Regions from separate parts of the Homo sapiens genome. Here region 1 is linked to region 2. The links are chromatin loops, found by intact Hi-C in ENCODE. Cell type or tissue: CD4-positive, alpha-beta T cell. All regions are shown on one strand. Each heading gives the region's core, and the rest is flanking DNA. Links, peaks and the distances in the headings are about the cores only. Region 1 overlaps LOC107985664 (a long non-coding RNA gene). Region 2 has its middle 39 kb from the start of SLC16A2.

Region 1 (12,166 bases), core at 2,756-10,755, 1.2 Mb before region 2:
CTAAGAGATCTCTGGGAGGAACTTTCAGGGAAGAGTGAAGAGCAAATGAAAGACTTGGGGACAGAGGCTTTCTTATGCATAAGTGGTTATGCTCACAGGGGAGCATAGCAAGAGGCCCTAGTGCTGTGACCTGAAGCAGCACTATGGTTGAGAAGGCTCATTCATATAGACATTACTGTACCAGGCAAGGCTACTGCATTCTTTGTCCCTAATCCAGGCAGGGGACAGTCTATATTAACTCTATCTCTAAAATAAGAGTCTGTTTCCCTGATGACTGATTCACAGTCTTCATTCAACCCCCTACACTGCTGTCCCAGTGATATTTTTCAATCACAAATCAACATCATTCAGCATTGTACCACAAACATACTTACAAAATTTTAATCCCATTAACCACAGAATATACTCAAATCTCTGATGAACATTTGACTTTTTCCAGAAAATAGAACAGCATTATCCTACTTGCTAGCTCCCAACATATCCCTCACACATTCTATTATTTGGCTATTGGCTCTTCTCAGAAAGATCCTGTACCTGGAAAAAACTTCTTCCCATATTTCACATGAGTTCTTCAGTCCATGCTGAAATCCTTTCCCCTGGATGAGGCATTCAGAGATACCATGAAGTTGAACTTTACATTATTCCAGACTTTTTTTCTTTTTTTATGAGCAGGTAAAACTTTTAGTCTTTATAAGTAACAGTAAATGAATAATATTACTCAGGAATACTCCCTTGGAAGGAGTTCAAAAACATAACATCTTACAATTTTAATTTAGAGCTTATATTATAAACATTATCAGGTCTTGGCTGGGCCTATAAAAACATTTGAATGAATGGTTTTACAAGGTGAATTTTTTTTAAAAAATTGTAAGAGTGACCATAATAAAAGTAAGAAATTTCACTTACCTTTTTTCATCTTAAATACTTGTCATTTATTCTTCCTGTCTAACTGTAACTTTGTATCCTTTGACCCATATCTCCTATTTACCCTATCCCCACCCTCTGAGAACCACCATTCAACTCTCTGCTTCTATGAGTTCAATTATTTTAGATTGCACATATAAGTGAGAACATGCAGTATTTGTCTTTCTTTGCCCAGCTTATTTCACTTAGCATAATGTCCTCCAGGTTCATCTATGTTGTTGCAAATGGCAGAATTTCATTCTTTTTTAAGGCTAAATATCAAAAATCATTTTTTCTGAAGCACTGATCTGACTCTTACTTCATTCCTAGGCCCAAACCTATTTGCTTCCTCTAAAGTACCTACAAGATCAGCCTGGAATCCCCTGAGCTTAGCGTATTAGGACCAACAGGTTCTAGCTCCCATCCACTTTTCAAAAGCAATACCTTTCCTAAAACACTTCATGATCCATCCATTGTGGACTATTTGTTGTGTCCCTAAAATAAGCCCTATACATTCTGAGATTAGCTCCTTCAACCTGATTTGTCCCCCATTATTATATCATTCAAAGCTGTGCTCACATCTTATCACTGACATGAGAAATTTGTGACTTCCCTAAGCTGAAATTTTTATCACTCCCTTTTCTGTCACTGAAGGCAATATCTCTCATAAGGTTCTCATCATTAGCATTATTATATGACAGTCGGCTATATGTATATGGATTTTAAGACACCACACAGCAGGGACTGCATTATTTTCTCAACTGGGCACCCTACAGACACATACAAATACTACAAGGTACAAACTGGAAATTCAAAGCACATCTACTTTTACTTTACAGAGAGAAAACTGGAAATCAGAGATGTTAAAGAATTTGTTCAAGGACACACAATCGTTTAGTGGTAGAAAGCAGACCAGGATCCAGGCCACCAGGCTTCCAGGCCAGCAGTCTTTCCTTTTTGTGTGTGCACTGTTCATTATACTAGAGACATGGGACTCAAACAATATGAGTGCAAAGACAGTGAGAAAGGAAAAAACGACCTTTCGACTCATCTGTTTCCTTGGGACCTCGGTCTCACATGCAAATAAGGGGAGACAAGGAGAAGGCACACCCCTCCCACTGCCTCTGGCAGGCAATTCAGCGCCTTTCTTTTAATCCATTATTGTAGCCTTTGTGAATCAATTTCCAGGCCACCAGTCCCCCCTCCCCCCAACTCATCCAGTCTTTCCCTGGTTTTCTCAATGATTTTTCCATACAGGAAACAAACATAAGGACAAATTTTAAAGGAAATTCCCATGTACTAAAGGATATACTAAATTTATCTTTGATAAATGTTCAAAACTTTTCAGGAAATAGAACATCACCACTGGTACTCCACTAACACATCCAAAATTCTAACATTTCTGACATCTGGCTCATGGCTCTTCTTTAACCAGAGTCTGTGCTAGAAAGACCTCACCCCAGTCTTTCAGTATAAGCTCAAATCTTATACATTTCATGCAATTAATATCTCTTGTATCAATTAAACTTCCCACTAACTTGGTTCCCCACTATCTATTTGCCTTAAATCTGTAGAAAATAATTCCCAGGCTTTACATACCATTTCCTTCACTCTTGACAAGCATTACAAAATCCATATATTTTCTGTAACTTGCAGAATTTTTGTGTTTCTATGACCTTTGCATCAGCCAAATCACACTGCCAAGAACACAATCTCTCACCTCTGCTTGCCCGTGCAATGACTATTCATGCTTTAGGTTTCAGACTGGATGTTACTTCCTTCCAGAAGCTGACATGGAAACACAAGTCCAGATGAGGTGGCCCTCTTATGAGTTTCCAGTAAACCCAGTGCAAACATTCCATTTTTATGGTACATCAGACCATATTGTGTTGTACTTTCCAAATTCCTGTGGTGTCAAGATTTTTAGTATCTAGCATAGTGGTTGGATGGAGTAGGTTGGCTCTTATACAGTAAATGAATAAATGCAAAAAACAATAAATGCGAGGGATATAGGTATGCCTGTAGACCACAATATACCTCCACACGCTCTTCACTTCTATCTCTTCCAATTATTGGCAGATTCACCCAGATCAAACCCTTCCCATACCCATGACCTCACATTTCATCTGCATAAGGTCCATAATACATGAGACTATCTTCTCCACCTTGTTTTTACAGTGCATTGTCTGAGACTTCTCTGTCAGCAGCATGGCATCTCTTTATTGTCCATATTCCACATAACTTACAACATACAATATTCAAGGACCTGGGGGCATGACATAAGGATGGGTGTGGGGGAGAGGGTGCTGATCTAGGAAACAGTGGCGGACCACTGAGGCTTGAACACTAATAAGGCAGCAAGCCTCAGCAGAACTTCTAGATCATGTATTATCCTTGGGACCTTGTTTTATGAACTCTAGCTTACCTCAATAGTGTGTTGTGGTTTCAGTATAGAAGTTTGAAGAAGGTGGAGAAATTTGAAAACAGTTCTTATGGGAAATGGATAAGAGAACTCATCAGAAAAATGGAGAAGGATGAATAGGCTAGGCTGGAGGCCTTACCTTTCCCACAGTGGGGAAAATAACAAAAGATAAAAAGAGATGTCCAGTGAGTTTTCCCAGGTCACACACACCTTAGTGGTCTGATCAGGAGTAGAATCAGGAGTAGAACCATGATGCTGTAACTGGAGTCTTGGTTCATTTCATGTTGCTTCTTCACAGGAAAAAGTACCCAGTTGACTGTGGGCCAATGTGTGGGTTATGAAGGTGAAAGGACTACATAATTAAAGTCTTATTAGAGAATATGGATAACTTGTTGAAAAAGACCAGTAAGACAAGAATGTTTTGAGTTTAAAAGATCCCCAACTTGTCTTTACTTACTTTCTTATGTACATTTGGAAAACCAAAAGCCACCAACCGTAGCTTAATATATGTGGACTAGGATATTTAGAGTGAAAAAATAGTAATAACACATCTTGACTATTTCCACCTAACTCTACTAGCTAGGCCTTAATGTATACACCAATCATACCTGTGGTGCAAAACAGGAGAAGAAAAATACCTCCTCGGATTATGAATTGCAGCACAGCAATTGACCAAGTCTCTGCATGTTTACAAGTAAAGGAAAATGCACAAAGGTCCCTTTTGTTTGATGGTGTTTCTGATTATCATAAAGAAGGATCAATGAAACCATCAGAAAAACATCAGCTTTTGGACGCGTTACAGAGTTCTCATGCTTCATAGTCCCTGGATTCTAGCTCGAATTCTAATCAATGGTGGTATGAGGAGGCCAAATTCGAACCATAAGATACCAGTACAAGATGCCTGAAATGCCAGGCAAAGTACTGTGTTGGAGAAATGTACAAGGAAAAGCAGGTACCTGCCTTGGAAGAGCAATCATCCTAGTCTGAGAAACCAATCATTTATGGATAAATACAGAAAACAATAAAACGGGGGAAAACCCAGATTGACTTTGGTTCAGTGGACTCAACTGTGGGAAAGTCCTCCTTTCTTTAGTCTTATTTTACAAGAATTTGTAGATATTTTAAATATTTGCATATAAAGGAAATTTGAATGTGAAAAATAAGGAAATTTGAAAAATACCCAATTCCAGAATGAAACACATGATGAAGTGACCTTTGTTTGAAATATTCAGTGGTGTCTTGATGCCAGCATACTCCTCTAATGAATCTGAAGTCCACTTCTGATTGAGTATGGTAAGCACCTTCTTTGCTCACATGGTCTTTGGCTTTCTCAATTTGAAGACCCACCCCACCTTATTGTGAACCGCAGAGACAGTATGGCCTAACTATAGAAATCCTGGCCAGAAGTCCTAAAGGAGGTTTTTGGAATATGCCTCAAGGTGTAGCAGGAGAGAGAGTGGCCCTTGAAAACAAATCTTGGGGCAAAAGCAAGGTGGGTTTCTTCCCACTTTCACCTCTTCTGCTCACCTTCATCACCTCCACTCCAGTTTCTACTACTCTAGGAAACATATTACACTGGTCAGTCACTGAGGCTGAATACTAGCCATCATACCCACCCCACTTTTATCCAGTTCTACACTTTTGACCTCTGGAAGGCCACACCACTCAATCAACTCTTTACTCACATGTCCCATATCCTGGTGTGAGCCCTGATTGTATCTCACCTGAACTGCTAGGAGAGCCTCCCAAATGACATGCACATCAGCAGTCTCTCTCCCCTTAGTTCATCAGAAAGGTTTTATCATTCCCAGAGTAATCTGTCTAGTGTGCAATGTAAACTCTATTTCATTCCATTGTCCCAACTTTCATTCACTTGTAACACATATATCATGTATATACATATATACTATACATGTATAGTATATATATACTATACATGTATAGTATATATATACATATATAGTATATATACATATATATACATATATACTATACATGTATAGTATATATACACATATATACATATGTATATATAGTGTCTACTATGAGCCAGGCACTCTTCTGAGCATTTGAGAGAACAAATACTTGTTTAACTTCTCCTCCAACATGAACCTTCAGGCTCAACCCTAGGGAAAATTTCTGCAGAGAAAACCCCTCGATTAAACAGACAGGGACATCAAGAGAGGGAGAGGGAGTGGGTCTGAACCCTGCTTGCTTTCTAGCCCAGAAGACATCTCAATAGCTTATGTTTCACCTACAACTGACTCTTGAAGCTCTAGCATCCATCTTCAATAGTATCTACAAAAAGTGTATCAAAAGTTTACCTAGTCACCTACCATTTCTCTGTACAGAAACATTACTAACTACCATACACTGTTCTAAGACATTTATATATGTTAACTCATTTAATCATAACAAATTACCATTTTATCCCCATGGTATGGATGATTCTAAATCATATAAATATCATAGCTGCTAAGTAGTGATGCTTGGATTCAAACCCAGGAAGTCTAGCTCCAAAGCTTGCTTCCCCAGTGATCCAAGAATCAAACTCAAGCCTCTAACATGAAGTTATCTTCCCTTATATTCAAATTATGCTCACTTCTCACCTCATCCTAAAGTCTCCACAGATGTCATGGGTTAGAATTAACTCCTCTCTCACTGAATGAGCTCTTTTCTTCATCTTCTCCCTTTTCCTTACTCTCCTTTATTGTGAACTCATGATATCTCTGTATCCTCCCACAGAAACACTGGGAACTAGAAAAGATGTGTTCATGGATTTCAAAGTATTTCAAATGGATTTCAGGTATCTCAGAGCTCATCTGGCTCTACCCCCTTAATAAAGGTGAGAAACCAGACATCAGACATATTAAGCAATATTCCCCATGCCAGTAAGATACTTAATGATAAACTTCAACTCCTTTCTAGAAGGAGCTTTTCACAACTCCTGTTCTAGAATTCTTTCTAGTCTACATGCTGGTTCTGGATTACCCCCCAATGAATACAACAATGTACCTACAGTCAACAATACTGTATCGTACACTTAAAAATGTATGACAAGTATAGATCACATGTAAAAATAACATAAAATTAATAAAGTAAAAAAATGTCCATTAGTGATGGGGTTACCAGATTGAGAGGACTTAGATTCAGGAAAGATGGAGAAGAAAGAAGGAAATAGTGAAAACAGGAAAAAATAAAAAAGGAAGTGGGGAGGGCAATCCCACTTGCTACTCACCTGTGTCCTAGAACTGTTACCTCTTAGGAAATTTTCAGGCAGGGTCAGAAGCCATCAGTCGTTTGAGTAACAAGATGATAAAATCTGTGCATGAACACATTCAATCTGCAAGAAATATATTGACAAAATTGTAACTAGTCATTATTTACTTTAATTGTTCCATGCCAAAATAATTAGAGATTGAAAGCAGAACAAAAGTCACAGTAGACCTACCCCATTATACTCTTTTCATTTACACTTTCAATTTAATTCCCATGATGTGTAGCTCATGGCTGCCTGCCATTCCTGGCTTCTTGAGGCTAGTGCCAAAAGATAGGCCAGTCTCCCTTGAAAGTGTATAAGGGAGGACCGCGCACTGAATTGACACACTCAGTGTGTGTTTAAGGTTGAGACTAAAGACTTTTGGTTGAGAATTATGGCTATCCCCTGGAAAAGTAAGGGCAGCCCTGAGGACTAAGACATCCAGGCTTCTACATGATAGGGGTGGTGCTTTGCACAACTGGGACTGGATCTTGACTTGGCATCTTCTTGTGCTTTCACATCCTAACAAGGCTTCAACTGGAAGGCAACTATCCTGGCCTTGAAGGATAGGCAAAGGATGACAAAGAGGGGCAGTTCATAAATTCAGTAGTTCCTGCCATAGACCACCTATGAAAAGTAACCCTCAAAACTCATTAAGGTGTTATTCTTAGTCCATGGCATTGTAGATATGGCAAAGCTGAAGGCAGTTTCTTGAAAGAAGATACTATTTTTATACCTGACATTTATATGAATTAGCCTCACAAGGCAAAAAAAAGACACCAGGTCCACCCTCCACAGCCTCTCCTAATAAGCAGACTTTACCAGTGTATTTCTGGTGAGAGTGTACCTGGTCATCTATATCAATTTTGACAAAGAAGAAAAACTGTCTCAGCAATGTGATCTTTGCAATTGGTCTTTTTTAAGCCCTCATCAAGAAATCTTGTCTAGCAGATTGTGATACTGTCATATAGACACTAGGGGCACTGTTGCCTAAGAAATACAGATACTGGCAGACCAGCCCTAGGGAAAATTTCTGCAAAGAAAACTCTTTCTGCAGAAAGAAATGTAGTGGTCATTTCAAACAGAAATTACAGAAATGGGAGGGTATTTCTTCTATCTTTTTGTACTATGTTCCTCTCTCTGTCCTCTCATTTTCTCAGAATTAGAAATCCTCCTTTCTCGACATACACATGCATACACATACAAACACACACAAACACACACACACACACACTTCAGTCAAATCCTGGAAAACCTATCTTCACTGGCACATCTAAATGCTAATCCCTTTTATCTACTTGCTCTCAGTGCTCGCTAGTTCTTTTTTACCCTGTTTTGATCTCTCTGGCCCCTGAATCTAGATTTCTTCTTCTCAGTGCTTCCAAATGTCTCTATCTAAAACTCAAATTTAATCTCTTAGCATTTCCCTGCATAGAAACCTCGAATAATACAGGATGCTCCATCTCATACATCAAGGGCTGGCAAAATATTTCTGCAAAGGGCCAAATAGTAGTTATCTTAGCCTCTGTGGGCCATATGGTCTCTACTGCAACAATTCAATTCTGCAGTCATCACACAAAAGCAGCCACAGACAATACATAAGTGAATGGATGGCTGTATTCCAATAAATTTTTATTTACAAAAACTGGTAATAGGCTAGCTTTGACCAGCTGCCTGTAGTTTCCTTGACTTAGTATTATCAAGCATAGCCTCCCTTCAGCGAAACTTGCTCCCTATTCCTGGTTTTTGATATTTCTCTAGCATGAAGACAAGACATCCTCATTCCACATACCCATGAACTAATTCATATAGAAAGCCTGCTCTGTTTATCCCAGCAGTCCATCAGCCCCACTCACTTTCTGACTCTGAAATATGCAAGCATAGAGTTCCATAGTAGGATAAACTAGTAGGAATACTCACCAAGCACCACATAAAATACTTACAATAGAGGCAGAGATATGAGGACTACTAAGAGATTTCCTACCAAGTCACTGTGAGGGCAGTGTTAATGAGACAGGAGTATTTAATCATAGGCAAAATAACAATAATAGTAGGTAACACAGAAAGAAGAAATGATTGAAGGGAAGTAGTAAAGGCAGAGAAAGCTACTAGGAGATTTTCTGTTTCTACTCACCTTCGTTCAAGGATCTTTGGCCTCTTATGAGGTAGCAAAGCATAATATTGAAGAGCCTTGGCCACGGAGTCAGGCTACCTAAGTTCTCAATATTGGCTCAATCACTTACTTTCTATATGAATTGTAGGCAAGTCTGTGTCTTAATTACTACATCTCCAAACAGGGAATGATAATGGTATAACCTCTGAGAGTTTTTAACATGATTAAACAAACGGTGCACAGAAAGCAGTTAAAGCAGGGCCTCAGCCAAGATGGCCAAATAGGAACAGCTACCAACATGAGAAACACAAAAAACAAATGATTTCTGCATTTCCAACTGAGGTACCAGGATCATCTCACTGCGGATTGTCAGAAAGTGGGTGTAGGACAATGGGTGTAGCACAGTGAGTGTGAGCCGAAGCAGGGAGAGGCATCGCTTCACCTGGGAAGTGCAAGGGGTCAGGGAATTCTCTTTCCTAGCCAAGGAAAGGGGTGACAGACGGCACCTGGAAAATCGGGTCACTTCCACCCAAATACTGCGCTTTTCTCACAGTCTTACCAAATGGCACATCAGGAGATTATATCCCGTGCCTGGCTCGGAGGGTCCCACGCCCACGGAGCCTCACTCATTGCTGGCACAGCAGTCTGAGATCAAACTGCAAGGCCGCAGCGAGGCTGGGGGAGGGGCGCCCGCCATTGCCAAGGCTTGAGTAGGTAAACAAAGTGGCCAGGAAGATCGAACTGGGTGGAGCCCACCCCAGGTCAAGGAGGCCTGCCTGCCTCTGTAGACTCCACCTCTGGGGGCAGGGCATAGCCAAACAAAAGGCAGCACAAGCCTCTGCAGACTTAAATGTCCCTGTCTGACAGCTTTGAAGACAGTAATCGTTCTCCCAGCATGCAGCTGGAGATCTGAGAACGGACAGACTGCCTCCTCAAGTGGGTCCCTGACCCCCGAGTAGCCTAACTGGGAGCCACCAACCAGTAGGGGCAGACTGACACCTCACAAGGCCAGGTACTCCTCTGAGACAAAACATCCAGATGAAGAATCAGGCAGCAACCTTTGCGGTTCACCAATATGAGCTGTTCTGCAGGCTCCGCTGAGGATATCCAGGCAAACAGGGTCTGAAATGGACTTCCGGCAAACTCCAACAAACCTGCAGCTGAGGGTCCTCACTGTTAGAAGAAAAACTAACAAACAGAAAGGACATCCCCACCAAAACCCCATCTGTACGTCACCATCATCAAAGACCAAAGGTAAATAAAACCACAACGATGGGGAAAAAACAGAGGAAAAAAAATGAAAATTCTAAAAATCAGAGTGCCTCTCCTCCTCCAAAGGAATGCAGCTCCGAACCAGCAATGAACACAGGTGGATGGAGAATGACTTTGACGAGTTGAGAGAAGAAGGCTTCAGACGATCAAACTACTCTGAGCTAAAGAAGGAAGTTGAATCCATGACAAAGAAGTTAAAAACCTTGAAAAAAGATTAGACAAATGTCTAACTAGAATAACCAATGCAGAGAAGCCCTTAAAGGACCTGATGGAGCTGAAAACCATGGCACGAGAACTACGTGATGAATGCACAAGCCTCAGTAACCGATGTGATCAACTGGAAGAAAGGGTATCAGTGAAGGAAGATCAAATGAATGAAATGAAGCGAGAAGAGAAGTTTAGAGAAAAAAGAATAAAAAGAAATGAACAAAGCCTCCAAGAAATATGGGACTATGTGAAAAGACCAAATCTACGTCTGACTGGTGTACCTGAAAGTGACGGTGAGAATGGAAACAAGTTGGAAAACACTCTGCAGGATATTATCCAGGAGAACTTCCCCAATCTAGCAAGGCAGGCCAACATTCAGATTCAGGAAATACAGAGAATGTCACAAAGATACTCCTCGAGAAGAGCAACTCCAAGACACATAATGGTCAGATTCACCAAAGTTGAAATGAGGAAAAAATGTTAAGGGCAGCCAGAGAGAAAGGTCGGGTTACCCACAAAGGGAAGCCCATCAGACTAACAGCTGATCTCTCAGCAGAAACTCTACAAGCCAGAAGACAGTGGGGGCCAACATTCAACATTCTTAAAGAAAAGAATTTTCAACCCAGAATTTCATATCCAGCCAAATTAAGCTTAATAAGTGAAGGAGAAATAAAATCCTTTACAGACAAGCAAATGCTGAGAGATTTTGTCACCACCAGGCCTCCCCTACAAGAGCTCCTGAGGGAAGCACTAAACATGGAAAGGAACAACTGGTACCAGCCACTGCAAAAGCATGCCAAATTGTAAAGACAGTCGAGGCTAGGAAGAAACTGCATCAACTAACGACAAAACAACCAGCTATCATCATAATAACAGGATCAAATTCACACATAGCAATATTAACTTAAATGTAAATTGCCTAAATGCTCCAATTAAAAGACACAGACTGGCAAATTGGATAAAGAGTCAAGACCCATCAGTGTGCTGTATTCAGGAAACCCATCTCATGTGCAGAGACACACATAGGCTCAAAATAAAGGGATGGAGGAAGATCTACCAAGCAAATGAAAACAAAAAAATGCAGGGGTTGCAATCCTAGTCTCTGATAAAACAGACTTTAAACCAACAAAGATCAAAAGAGACAAAGAAGGCCATTACATAATGGTAAAGGGATCAATTCAACAAGAAGAGCTAACTATCCTAAATATATATGCACCCAATAAAGGCGCACCCAGATTCATAAGGCAAGTCCTTAGAGACCTACAAAGAGACTTAGACTCTCACACAATAATAATGGGAGACTTTAACACCACACTATCAACATTAGACAGATCAATGAGACACAAAGTCAACAAGGATATCCAGGAATTGAACTCAGCTCTGCACCAAAAAGACCTAATAGACACCTACAGAACTCTCCACCCCAAATCAACAGAATATACATTGTTCTCAGCACCACACCACACCTATTCCAAAACTGACCACATAGTTGGAAGTAAAGCACTCCTCAGCAAATGTAAAAGAACAGAAATTATAACAAACGGTCTCACATACCACAGTGCAATCAAACTAGAACTCAAGATTAAGAAACTCACTCAAAACTGCTCAACTATATGGAAACTGAACAACCTGCTCCTGAATGACTACTGGGTACATAACAAAATGAAGGCAGAAATAAATAAGTTCTTTGAAACCAACGAGAACAAAGACATAACATACCAGAATCTCTGGGACACATTTAAACCAGTGTGTAGAGGGAAATTTATAGCACTAAATGCCCACAAGAGAAAGCAGGAAAGATCTAAAATTGACACCCTAACATCACAATTAAAAGAATGAGAGAAGCAAGAGCAAACACATTCAAAAGCTAGCAGAAGGCAAGAAATAACTAAGATCAGAGCAGAACTGAAGGAAATAGAGAGACAAAAAACCCTTCAAAGATCAATGAATCCAGGAGCTGCTTTTTTCAAATGATCAACAAAATTGATAG
Region 2 (12,166 bases), core at 1,754-9,753:
TTTTTTTTTGAGAAGCCTTGCTTTTGTCCCCCAGGCTTGAGTGCAATGGCCCGATCTTGGCTCACTGCAACCTCCACCACCTGGGTTCAAATGATTCTCCTGCCTCTGCCTCCCAAGTAGCTGGAATTAATGCACCTGCCACCATGCTCGGCTAATTTTTGTATTTTTTAGTAGAGATGGGGTTTCACCATGTTGGCCAGGCTGGTCTCGAATTCCTGACCTCAGGTGATCCTCCCGCCTCGGCCTCCCAAAGTGCTGGGATTACAGGCTTGAGCCACAGTGCCCAGCCTACTTTTTAATTGTTATTAAGACAAAGTGACAACTTCTAAGCTCCTCACAGACTGGACTGGAAACTGAAGTCATTTTTTTCTTTTTTCTTTTTTTTTTTTTTTTTCTTGAGACGGAGTCTCACTCTGTGGCCTAGACTGAAGGGCAGTGGCATAATCTCAGCTCACTGCAACCTCCACCTCCCAGGATCAAACGATTCTCATGCCTCGGCTCCTGAGTAGCTGGGATTACAGGTGTGTGCCACCATGCCTGGCTAATTTTTTTGTACTTTTAGTAGAGATGGGGTTTCTCTATGTTGGCCGAGCTGCTCTCAAACTCCTGGCCTCAAGTGATCTGCCTGCCTTTGCCTCCCAAAGTGCTGGGATTACAGGTGTGGGCCACCGCACCCAGCCTCTTCTTCATTTTTAAAGTATAGTTTTGCTGGATATAGAATTCTTGTTTGATTTTTTTTCTTTCAGCACTTTAAATATGTTATCTAATTGCCTTCTGACTCTGTGATCTCTGATGAAAAATTGGCTGTCAATATTATGGAAAATCCCTTTTATGTTTTGACTCACTTTGTTTTGTTTGTGTGTTTTCAAGATTGTCTCTTTGCCTTTGGCTTTTGGCAGTTTTATTAAAATGTGTGTCTCTGTGGATTTTTTTGAGTTTATCCTTCTTGAACTTCTTGAGCTTCTTGGATGTGTAGACTCATGTCTTTCCTCAAATTTTGGAAGTTCATGGTCATTATTTCTTCAGATATTTTCTCTACCCCTTTCTTGCTCTCTTCTTTTCCTGGGGCCCTCTTCTTGGGCTATATATATTAGTAACCTTAATGGTATCTGACATGTCCCTTAGGCTCTGTTTATCTTTCTTCATTCTTTTTTTCCTACTCTCCAGACTAGATAATCTCAATTGACCTAACAAGTTAATTGATTTTTCTGCCTGTTGAAATCTGATGTTGAACATCTCCAGTGAATTTTTCATTACAGTTATTGTATTTTTTTTTTTTTTGAGACAGAGTCTTGCTCTGTCGCCCAGGCTAGAGTGCAGTGGTACAATCACAGCTCACTGCAACCTCCGCCTCCCAAGTTCAAGTGATTTTCGTGTCTCCGCCTCCCAAGTAGCTGGGATCACAGGCGTGTGACACCACACCCAGCTAATTTTTGTATTTTTAGTAGAGATGGGGTTTTGCCATGTTGGCCAGGCTGGTCTCGAACTCTTGGCCTCAAGCAATCCACCTGCCTCGGCCTCCCAAAGTGCTGGAATTACAGGCATGAGGCACCTTGCTCAGCCTGTATTTTTTTTTTTTTTTGAGACAGGGTCTCACCTTATTACCCAGGCTGGAGTGCAGTGACATGATCATGGCTCACTGCAGCCTCGACCTACCAGGTTCAGGTGATTTTCCCACCTCAGCCTCTTGGGCAACTGGGACTACAAGTGTGTACCACCATGCCTGGCTAATTTTTTTGTAATTTTTATAGAGACAGGATTTTGCCATGTTGCCCAGGCTGGTCTCAAACTCCTGGGCTCAAGCAATCTGTCTGCCTCAGCCTACCAAAGTGCTGGAATTACAGGCATGAGCCACCATGCCTGGCCAATTTGTATTTTTTAGATTCACAATTTCTATTTGGTTTCTTTTTATAATTTCTCTCTCTCTTTATCAACGGTCTCTATCTGTTGAGAAATCATTCTCCTGATTTATTTCAGTTCTTTGTCTGTGGTTTCCTTGATCTCTTTGAGCATATTAAGAATGTGGGTCTAAAATCTTTGTCTATTTAAAAATAAAAAACCATAAAATCATATGGCTATAGTCATTCCCACACTTATATTTCAAACATAGTACGGCCACTTACATGTAAAATAATATATTATAATCAAATTGCATCAGTCACATACATGTATATCCCATAAACGTCAGCTACACTAGGGCACAAGCTGATGACTAAAGAAAGAAAATATCATTACAAAGTGGCATTTGCTTAGGGAGACTGAGGCCATAAAATTGGGAGTGTGCTAGAGTTTCTACCATGACATTATGCATGACCAAGAGGAAAAGCTACCTTGCATTTTGTGAGGCATTGGTGAGGCTCTCTGTCTTCAAGGTCCAGTGGAACATACCAGTTTCAGCATTGGGTGTGTAGATTTCCAGCACTATTAGTATTATAGAAGTTGAACTGTGTAATAGGTTGGATTTAGGTAAATTTTCTATTTTATTTGTTTTATAAGCTTAAAATATGTCAAAGTTTACACAGTCCTATAAAATTTTGTATATACATCCAACAGAAGGAAGAAATGTTACTCTTTTAGATTTTACCTTCAGGGTTTTTAAAAATGTAAATGAAATTATTATGGTTAAAGTGCAAAAAAAATAAAGTCTTTGTCTAGGAAGTCCAATGTGTATGCTTCTTCATGGATATTTTCTATTAATTTCTCTTTTGTTTCTTTGCATGCTTCATCATTTTTTTTTTTTGAAAACAGGACATTTTGGGTATTATAAAATGACAACTCTGGAAACCAGATTCTTATCCCTCCCCAAGGTTTGTCTCTGTTGGCTATTGTGGGCTGTCATTGTATGCTTCTTTAGTGACTTTCCCCAACTACTTTAGTATTTTTTGTTGTATGTGACCACTGAGTTCTTTGTTCTATTAGCCTACTGTTTGGTTGGTGTTTTCAGAGTTCCCTTAAATGACTAGAGCTAAGAAATGAAAAAAAAAGAAAAAAAGAAAAACAATCCTATTCAACACATGGTTCTGGGATAATTGGCAAGCCACATGTAGAAGAATGAAACTGGATCCTCATCTCTCACCTTATACAAAAATCAACTCAAGGTGGATCGAAGACTTAAATCTAAGACCTAAAACCATAAAAATTCTAGAAGATAACATCGGAAAAACTCTTCTAGACATCGGCTTAGGCAAAGAATTCATGACCAAGAACCCAATAGCAAATGCAACAAAAACAAAGTTTAAATAAATGGGATCTAATTAAACTAAAAAGCTTCTGCACAGCAAAAGAAATTATCAGTAGAGTAAACAGACAACCCATAGGGTAGGAGAAAATATTCACAAACTATGTATCTGATGAAAGATTAACATCCAGAATCTACAAGGAACTCAAACAAATCAGCAAGAAAAAAACAAATAACCCCATCAAAAAGTGGGCAAAGGGCATGAATAGACAATTCTCAACAGAAGATATGCAAATGGCCAACAAACATATGAAAAATGCTCAACATCACTATCAGAGAAATGCAAATTATAACCACAATGTGATATCACCTTACTCCTGCAAGAATGGTCATAATTTAAAAATAAAATAAATAGATGTTGGTGTGGATGTAGTGAAAAGGGAACACTTTTGCAATGCTGGTGGGAATGTAAACTAGTACAACCACTATGAAAAACAGTGCAGAGATTCCTTAAAGAGCTAAAAGCAGAACTACCATTTGATCCATCAATCCCATTGCTGGGTATCTATCCAGAGGAAAAGAAGTCATTATATGGAAAAGACACTTGCACACATATCTTTATAGCAGCACAATCTGCAGTTGCAAAAATATGGAACCAACCTAAACGCCCATCAACTAACGAGTTGATAAAGAAAATGTTGTATATATACACCATAGAATACTACTCAGCTATAAAAAGAAATGAAATAATGGCATTTGCAGCAACGTGGATGGAGTTGCAGACCATTATTTTAAGTGAAGTAACTCAGGAATGGAAAACCAAATGTTGTATGTTCTCACTAAACTATGAGGATGCAAAGGCATAAGAATGCTATAACGGACTTTGGGGACTAGGGGAATGGTGGAAGTGGGGTGAGGGATAAAAGACTACACACATTGTACACAGTGTATACTGCTTGTGTGATGGGTGCACAAAAATCTCAGAAATCACCACTAAAGAACTTCTGCATGTAACCAAAAACTACCCATTGCCCCAAAACTATTGAAATAAAAATTTTAAAAAATAAAAACAAGAAAGGAAAGAGTACTATCCCAGTCTCCACATATTGGCCCTAACTCTGCCTCAGCTTTCCCTTCCTGCATATGTGGAGCCTGAAGGCCTGCCTGAGGTGAAAGCTTAGGTTCTTCTCCAGTCTTTTCAAGCATGTGTCCTCCCCTGGGAATGATTGTGGCTTTATTGATTCCCTGGTGTACATAGGAGCTTTTAAAAATTCTTTTTCCCATACACATCTTCAGTCCCAATCTCTTCTTTCCCAGGCTTCTAGGTGTGTCTATCATTTGTCTCAAGTGTTATCCCTAACCCCAGGCTGCTGCAGCCAATACCTGTGCCTTTAAATACTTTCAGTAACAGCCTCCTTGGAAGCCACTGGAGCCCTGCAAACACTCTGAGTCAGGTGAAACATAGGAAAACCTTCCTGCCAGTTTTTGAGGGAGCCTCCAGGCTGGTGGAGGCCCATACCACAATTCTTTGAGAGTAAGGTTCATATTGCTCCCTCTGGAACTAGCAACTTGCACCAAGAGTGCCATCTACTGTCCTCACAGCCACTGCTGATCTAGGGCATGGGGGATGATAAGTGGGTGATTTAAAATGCCACAACAGTCTCTTACCACAAAGCAACATCTTTCTTCACCAAGTATTCCCCTTGTTGTAAGTTTTTGACTAGATTCCAGCGTCCTTCAAAAGCTGATTCTGACAGTTTTTCTAGCGCATTAGTTTCTTTTTAGGAGGAATGTAGATCTGGAGTTTCCTACTTTATTATTTTTGGTGCCTGATATACCTTAATCTTGAAAACACCTTGCTAGCCAAAGCAAAGAGTTATGAGTGCTACATGAAGCCTGAAATGGCTTCGGAATTTCCAAATAGACAGTTTTTAAGGGTGGCAGGGGGTACTGGTTGGAAGAAGGGACTAGGGAACGGTTTTTCAAGATGTGTTTGCAAAAGCATATTACCTAAATTTGAGAAAACACCAACTGTCAATATCATGGATATGTGAGTACTAATGTAAATTATGAGAGGAGGTGTTAAAACCTTCCCAGGCTCCCTTGGTGCTGTTGAACTAGCAAGTGGTTATTTGTTTGGAAAGCTGCTTCTGAGACTACAGGTCAGGATGGGAAAATGAACCTGATGAGCCACCAATAGCCCCTTCTTGAGAGGACTTGGGAGTTAAGCAAACTGATCTGAATTTGGGGTTATGCTCAGGATTTACTGAGCCTTTTTCTATCATTCTGCTTTTGGGTTGAAGAAGGAATACAGCCTGGTCAGGTATAATGGCCAGAACTATAAAGGGTTTTTAGGTTCATCCTCCTTTCCCCCGACCCACAAACTCACAGTCTCTGAGGATGGTTGAGAAAAACCATGCTCTGGAACTGGTTGCCCTAAATGGATACCAATCTAGACCCAAAGGAACACTCTATCCACAGCCCTTTATGCCTTTGGCCACTAGGGGGCACCTGGACTCTGGAGACTATTACCCCTACCCACACCCTTAAGACTAACTTTGAATGGCAGCTTCCTAATTTCTCCCCATAACTTTGCCTGGAGCCTGTAGTGGACTGCAGTAAAGTGGGCAGCTTTCCAAATCACTTGACTTAGAGTCATCAAGTTACCCCTCAGGCCAGAAGAACACCCAAGACGTGCTGTGGTGATTTAGAGTCTTAGAATGTCAGCACTGGAGGGACCTTCAGGATTTCCTGGGCCAAAGTTTTGGGATTTCTTTTGTTTCAGGGGATGTGTGTGTGTGTGTGTGTGTGTGTGTGTGTGTGTGTGTGTGTGTGAGAGAGAGAGAGAGAGAGAGAGAGAGAGAGACAGGGTCTCGCTGTGTCACCCAGGCTGGAGTGCAGTGGCACGATCTCGGCTCACTGCAGCCTTGACCTCCTGGGCTCATGCGATCCTCCCGTCTTGGCATCCCACAGTGCTGGGATTATAGGCATGAGCCACCATGCCTGCTGCAAATATTTTTTTAGCCACAAATTTCTTTCTTCAAATTAAAAGTGTGTGGTGGCCCTGCGCTTATAATCCTAGCTATTTGCTAGGCTGAGGCAGGAGGATCGCTTGAACCTGGGAAGCAGAGTTTGCAGTGAGCCGAGATCGCACCACTGCACTCCAGCTTGGGTGACAAAGTGAGACTCCGTCTCAAAAAAAGAAAAAAAAAAGTGCAACTCATGGCATTGGGAGGCCCTGGGCTCAACCCTGCTCTGAAGGGATGTTTCAGAATTCTAGAGCAGTGTTGCCTAACTTTCAGTTCTGCCCAGAGCTCCCATATGATTTTTATATCTGTATCTACCAGCCAGCTTGTTGTAGGGGCCAAGGGAAAACTTCCCCTTTGCCCTCTGAAGGCTCGCAGAAAAATCAACTCAAAAAAGGTAGGTAATAGGAGGAAAGACATATGATTTACTAGCGTGTACACAGGGAGCATCACAGAGTGATTGCCCAACTCCCCCACTGGGGTGCAGAAGCTTATATACCATCTTGAGGTTACAGAAAGAATGGGGCCCAGAGAATGGCCAAAAGAGGTAATGGTGGTAAATCAGTTTATAATGCCAAGACAGGTTATCGGAGGGAGAGAAGAGGAGGCCTGTCTAGCAAAAGTGTCTCATTGTGTAGATGAAACCTCACAGGTAGCAACCTTCAGAGAGAACAGATGGTAAATGTTTCTTTCGGTTCTTTAAGGTGTCAGACTCTCAGTCTTTCCTAGATTTGGACAAGGGAAGGCCTGGCTGCATCAATGCAGATTCTCTACAAGTGCAAATCTCCCCCACAAAGGACAGCTTTGCGGGGCTACTTCTGTTTGCTGGCCCCCTGACAGCCATCTCAAAATGTGTCAAAGAAATATGTTTTGGGGTAAAATATTTTTAGTTCCTTCAGTGTTCATATTTAATATGTTTCTTTAAATTGACTCACTTTTTTCTTAAATAAATTCAGCCTCATCCTATGTAACATCACAGACTTAATGTTTTAGGTATATTTTTTTCTAATTCATATTAAAAATATATCCACAGCTATTGTAATTTAAAATTTGCTTCTGGCAACACCTAACGTTGTCTCATGTCCTTGTGTCACACTTTGAGAAATGATACTCTATGGTACCAAAGAGCACAGTTGGAAAAGTACTCAACAGAGTTCACTTTATTTTGAGGTGAAGACACCAAGAGACCCACAAAGAGTGAGGGACTCACTCAAGGTCACTCAGTCAATCACAGTGGCAGTGCTGGGACTTAAATCCAAGTATACTGACTCCTAGCTCTTTAATCCTTTCACTGTATTAAATTCTAAGGGCCTTAGGAAGCTCCTTCACCACCCAGACTACAAGTGGAAGGAAGGAAAGAAGAAAGGAAGGGAGGGGAGGGAGAAAAGAACTATTTGCTTAGTGAATTGGAGCTGGTACAGAAGCTGTAGCTTAGGAGGGCCAAGGTAAGATGTGGGGTAGAATGATTTCCCATGTCTCTTTGGGCCGAAGTACTTATAAGGCCCCATCTTACAAAGCCTGGGCTCATTTGCATGAATTTATTAGAGCACCCATCATGTGCCTGGGCACACAGAAAGGAGCTCACAAGCCAGTGGGTAAAACAGCTCAGCAAATAGCTGATTAGTTTGTAGTGGAGGAGGGAAGGACAGTAGGCATAAGCCCTGCCCTACACAAGTTCAGCAGCCCTAGTCCAAAGGCTCGATTTTCTCTTCTCTCAAGTATGGGGACTGATAGGTGTTAAATACCCTTCAGAGTCTGGGGTTGGCAACCCACTGCCAGCCAGAGGTCGTGGCCATGAAGTCCTTTGCTTTATTTTTTTTACCACTGACAATTGTCACCAATGCCCCCATCCTGGTCCATTATCTCATATGCAAACTCAGAACCCACCCTCCAAAGGGGAATGGACAAATTGAATATGGCCAGAAACTTAACCCCAACAGTACTGAGCTTTGGACTGTAGTTCCTCCCGACTTCCTCTTCTTCCCAGACTTGTTTATGAAGCACTTCAAATAGAAAGTGTTGGAAATAGGTCTGTAACCACTTAGTGTTGTCTGATTCTTTTTTTTTTTTTTTTTTTGATATAGGATCTCGCTCTGTTGCCCAAGCTGGAGTGCAGTGGTGCGATCTCAGCTCATTGCAACCTCCGCCTCCTGGGTTCAAGCGATTCTCTTGCCTCTGCCTCCCGAATAGCTGGGATTACAGGTGCACCCCACCAGGCCCAGCTAATTTTTGTGTTTTTAGTAGAGACGGGGTTTCACCATGTTGGCCAGGCAGGTCTCAAACTCCTGACCCCAAGTGATCTGCCCGCCTCGGCTTCCCAAAGTGCTGGGATTACGGGTGTGAGCCACCATGCCCGGACAGTGTTGTCTGATTGTGGTAGCTCTATTTGACTTCCCCTAGTTGGGTGAGAAACAGGAGACCCATTCCCACCCCCTTCACACATGTGGTGCTTCCCCAGATATCCGGACACATGAATTTTGTTGCTGGTTGGTTGCTTCTAATAGGGCCCTGAGGGCTATTTTTACCACCACCTCTGCCCCACACCCACGAAACAAAAACCCAGCAACCCCCAAAGTTAAATCTTCTAATGCAAAGAGGGCTGGAAATATTGTTTCTTTCCCAAGTACCCGCTAAATTTGACCCCTCCCAGCCTGGGAAGTGTTCTCCCAGAGGGAGTTTTACTGATTGAGATAACAGGTTTGTTTTTGCCTCCATGACAAAACAGGTACTCATGAGGCATTGAGCAGGGGAAGAGGCAGACAAGCCACATCCAGCACAAGATTAATCTTCAACTGTCTCTACCTCTCCCTTTAACATCCTTCTACCGGTTTGTAGTTTTCTCCCTCGTTCCTTCCCACTCTGTCCCCATCCACAGAGCCCTCCAGTACCCCCTACCCTAAATGATCTGAAAAATTCATTTGTGGTAGAAAAAGTTCAGGATGGAGATAAGAAAACCTGGGTTCAAGTATTAGCTTTTCCACCTACTAGTCAAGTAATGTGGAACAAAATAATCTCAACTCTCTGAGCCTCAATTTCCCCTCTGCAAATAGGCATGGTGATCCCTGACCTGCTCACCTCGGAAAATTGCTATACAGATCAAAAGGATACTGGATATGAAGTTGTTTTGTGAAGAACCAATCAGAATGCACATGTGAAAGATTGAGTGAGTCACCCATATTGGAAGAGTGGTATTTTGAAAGAGAATAACTTAAGGAAGAAGCCATTAATGCAGCATTTTAAACACAGGGTAAGAATGAGATAGATGGCAGAGGCTTGGGCCACTTTGTCAACTTTCTTATTCACTTGATAAACCAATTATTAAACATCTACTATGTGTTAGGCACTCTTATAGATACTGGGGATAAAAATCCCTGCCCTCATGGAGCTGACATTCTAAGAGCATGGCAAGGGCCTAAGAAAAACAGTCCCTGTCCCTCCAGCCTAGGAAACAATCTAATGTCCAGTTCAGAGCCTCAGGGCTATAGAAGAGCTTTCAGTGATTTGATTTATTCCTTTCTGCACAAAATCTGTTTTAGCATTAATTTGACAATATGTACCATTTGCTGAGGCCTTTTGCAAATCCAAAATAATGTATGGCATGTATTCAACAACAAGCATTTCATTCAACAATTTTTTTTTTTTTTTGAGACGGAGTTTTGCTCTTGTTGCCCAGGCTGGAGTGCAATGGTGCAATCTTGGCTCACTGCAACCTCCGCCTCCCAGGTTCAAGCGATTCTCCTGCCTCAGCCTCCCTAGTAGCTAGGGATTACAGGCATGTGCCACCACACCCAGCTAATTTTGTATTTTTAGTAGAGACGGGGTTTCTCCATGTTGGTCAGGCTGGTCTCAAACTCCTGACCTCAGGGGATCCACCCGCCTCAGCCTCCCGAAGTGCTGGGATTACAGGCATGAGCCACCACACCCGGCCTTCATTCAACAAATGTTTATTGAGTACCTACTATGTGCTTATCACTCTGTAATTGTGGGGATAATGAATGGAAAAGGTATACAGAATTAAACAAGTTCGAGTTTCAGCCCTTAAAGAGCTCCTGTACTAGAAAGAAATAATTACAAAGAGATTGGCCCCATGACACAAAGCGGGGGTTGCTCTAACAAATATTTTAACCCAGTAATGGGTGAAAACAGATGCCTAGTAAGTGAAATAGTATAATTAGTGAAAAGTGCTTATGTGACCTCTGAGGAGACACTTTTTTTTTTTTTTTTTTTGAGACGGAGTCTTGCTCTGTCGCCCAGGCTGGAGTGCAGTGGCGCAATCTCGGCTCACTGCAAGCTCCGCCTCCCAGGTTCAAGCCATTCTCCTGCCTCAGCCTCCCCAGTAGCTGGGACTACATGCGCCTGCCACCACGCCTGGCTAATTTTTTGTATTTTTAGTAGAGACGGGGTTTCACCATGTTAGCCAGGATGGTCTCGATCCCCTGACCTCATGATCTGCCTGCCTTGGCCTCCCAAAGTGCTAGGATTAAAGGCATGAGCCATCGCGCCCGGGGAGGTCAAATTATTCTTGTTCACACTATGCAATTAGTGTTATGTTGTCATCAGTTTAAAATAATGGGTTACAAGGTATTATTGGCAAGCTTCATGGTAACCTCAAATCAAAAAACATACTACAGATACATTAAAAATAAAAAGCAAAAAATTAAATCAGACCACCTGAGAAAATCACCTTCACTAAAAGGAATACAGGAAGGAAGTAAAGAAGGAAGAGAAGACTGCAAAACCACCAGAAAACAAATAGCAAAAGTCCTTATTTATCAATAATAACATCAAATGTAAATGAACTAAAATCTCCAATCAAAACACATAGAGTGGCTGAATGGATGAAAAAATAAGACCTAATGATCTGTTGCCTACAACAAACATACTTCACCTATAAAGACACACATAGTCTGAAAATGAAGGGATAGAAAAAGATATACCATAGTTCACATTAAAATGTAAACCAAAAAAGAGCAGGAGTAGCTATATTTATATCAGACACAATAGATTTCAAGACAAAAACTTTATGAAGAGACAAACAACGTCACTATAAGTGGTCAACTCAGCAAGAGAATATAACAATTTTAAATATATATACACCTATGCACCCAATACTGCAGCACCCAGATATATAAAGCAGATATTATTAGAGCTAAAGAGAGAGATAAGTCCCAATACAATAATAGTTGGAGACTTCAGCACCCCCCTTTCAGCATTGGACAGATCTCCCAGACAGAAAATCAACAAGGAAATATTGGATTTAATCTGTACTATAGACCAAAGGGACCTAATAGATATTTACAGGACATTCCATCCAATGGCTGCAGAATACACATTCTTCTCCTCACCACATGGATCATTCTCAAGGATAGACTGTATGTTAGGCCATGAAACAGTCTTAAAATATTTTTAAAAAATTGAAATTATAGCTATTTTCTGTGGTGCCTCAGAGGTGTTCAGCTGCTTCAAGATGAAGCTGAACATCTCCTTCCCAGCCACTTGCTGCCAGAAACTCATTGAAGTGGATGATGAACGTAAACTTCATACTTTTTATGAGAAGTGTATGGCTACAGAAGTTGCTGCTTATGCTCTGGGTGAAGAATGAAAGGGTTATGTGGTCCAAATCAGTGGTGGAAACGACTAACAAGGTTCCCCCATGAAGCAGGGTGTCTTTACCCGTGGTCGTGTCCACCTGCTACTGAGTGAGGGGCATTCCTGTTACAGACCAAGGATAACTGGAGAGAGAAAGAGAAAATCATTTCATGGATGCCAGTCTGAGCGTTCTCATCTTGGTTATTGTAAAAAAAAAAAAAAAAAAAAAAAAGGAGAGAAGGATATTGGATATTCCTGGACTGACTGATACTATGGTGCCTCGTCGCCTGGGGCCCAAAAGAGCTAGCAGAATCCACAAATTTCTCAATCTCTCTAAAGATGATGTTTGCCAAGTATGTTGTAAGAAAGCCCT

Evidence for each region. A loop is a pair of places that touch in the nucleus more often than their neighbours do. Peaks named below come from ENCODE experiments on the same cell type or tissue, not always from the same donor. Only the 100,000 strongest peaks of a DNase experiment are listed, where the experiment ranks them.
Region 1: a loop joins it to region 2, with 7 times the contacts of the local background. A loop is called at or near these places in 10 of 110 quality-filtered maps.

Annotation. Positions count from the first base shown.
Region 1 is chrX:75,599,420-75,611,585 of GRCh38, reverse strand. LOC107985664 (a long non-coding RNA gene) reads right to left here. Exons shown (of 5, transcript XR_007068273.1): 2 at 6,564-6,668. Among named protein-coding and RNA genes, the nearest start is that of ZDHHC15, 82 kb to the right of the region's middle. In CD4-positive, alpha-beta T cell, for the core only: CTCF peaks have their summits at 7,329 and 7,557; no DNase peak of the experiment used is centred there.
Region 2 is chrX:74,376,391-74,388,556 of GRCh38, reverse strand. It overlaps the pseudogene RPS6P26. Among named protein-coding and RNA genes, the nearest start is that of SLC16A2, 39 kb to the left of the region's middle. RefSeq lists an enhancer at 6,066-6,566. In CD4-positive, alpha-beta T cell, for the core only: CTCF peaks have their summits at 5,490 and 5,690 (motif pointing right); a DNase peak (open chromatin) is centred at 5,686.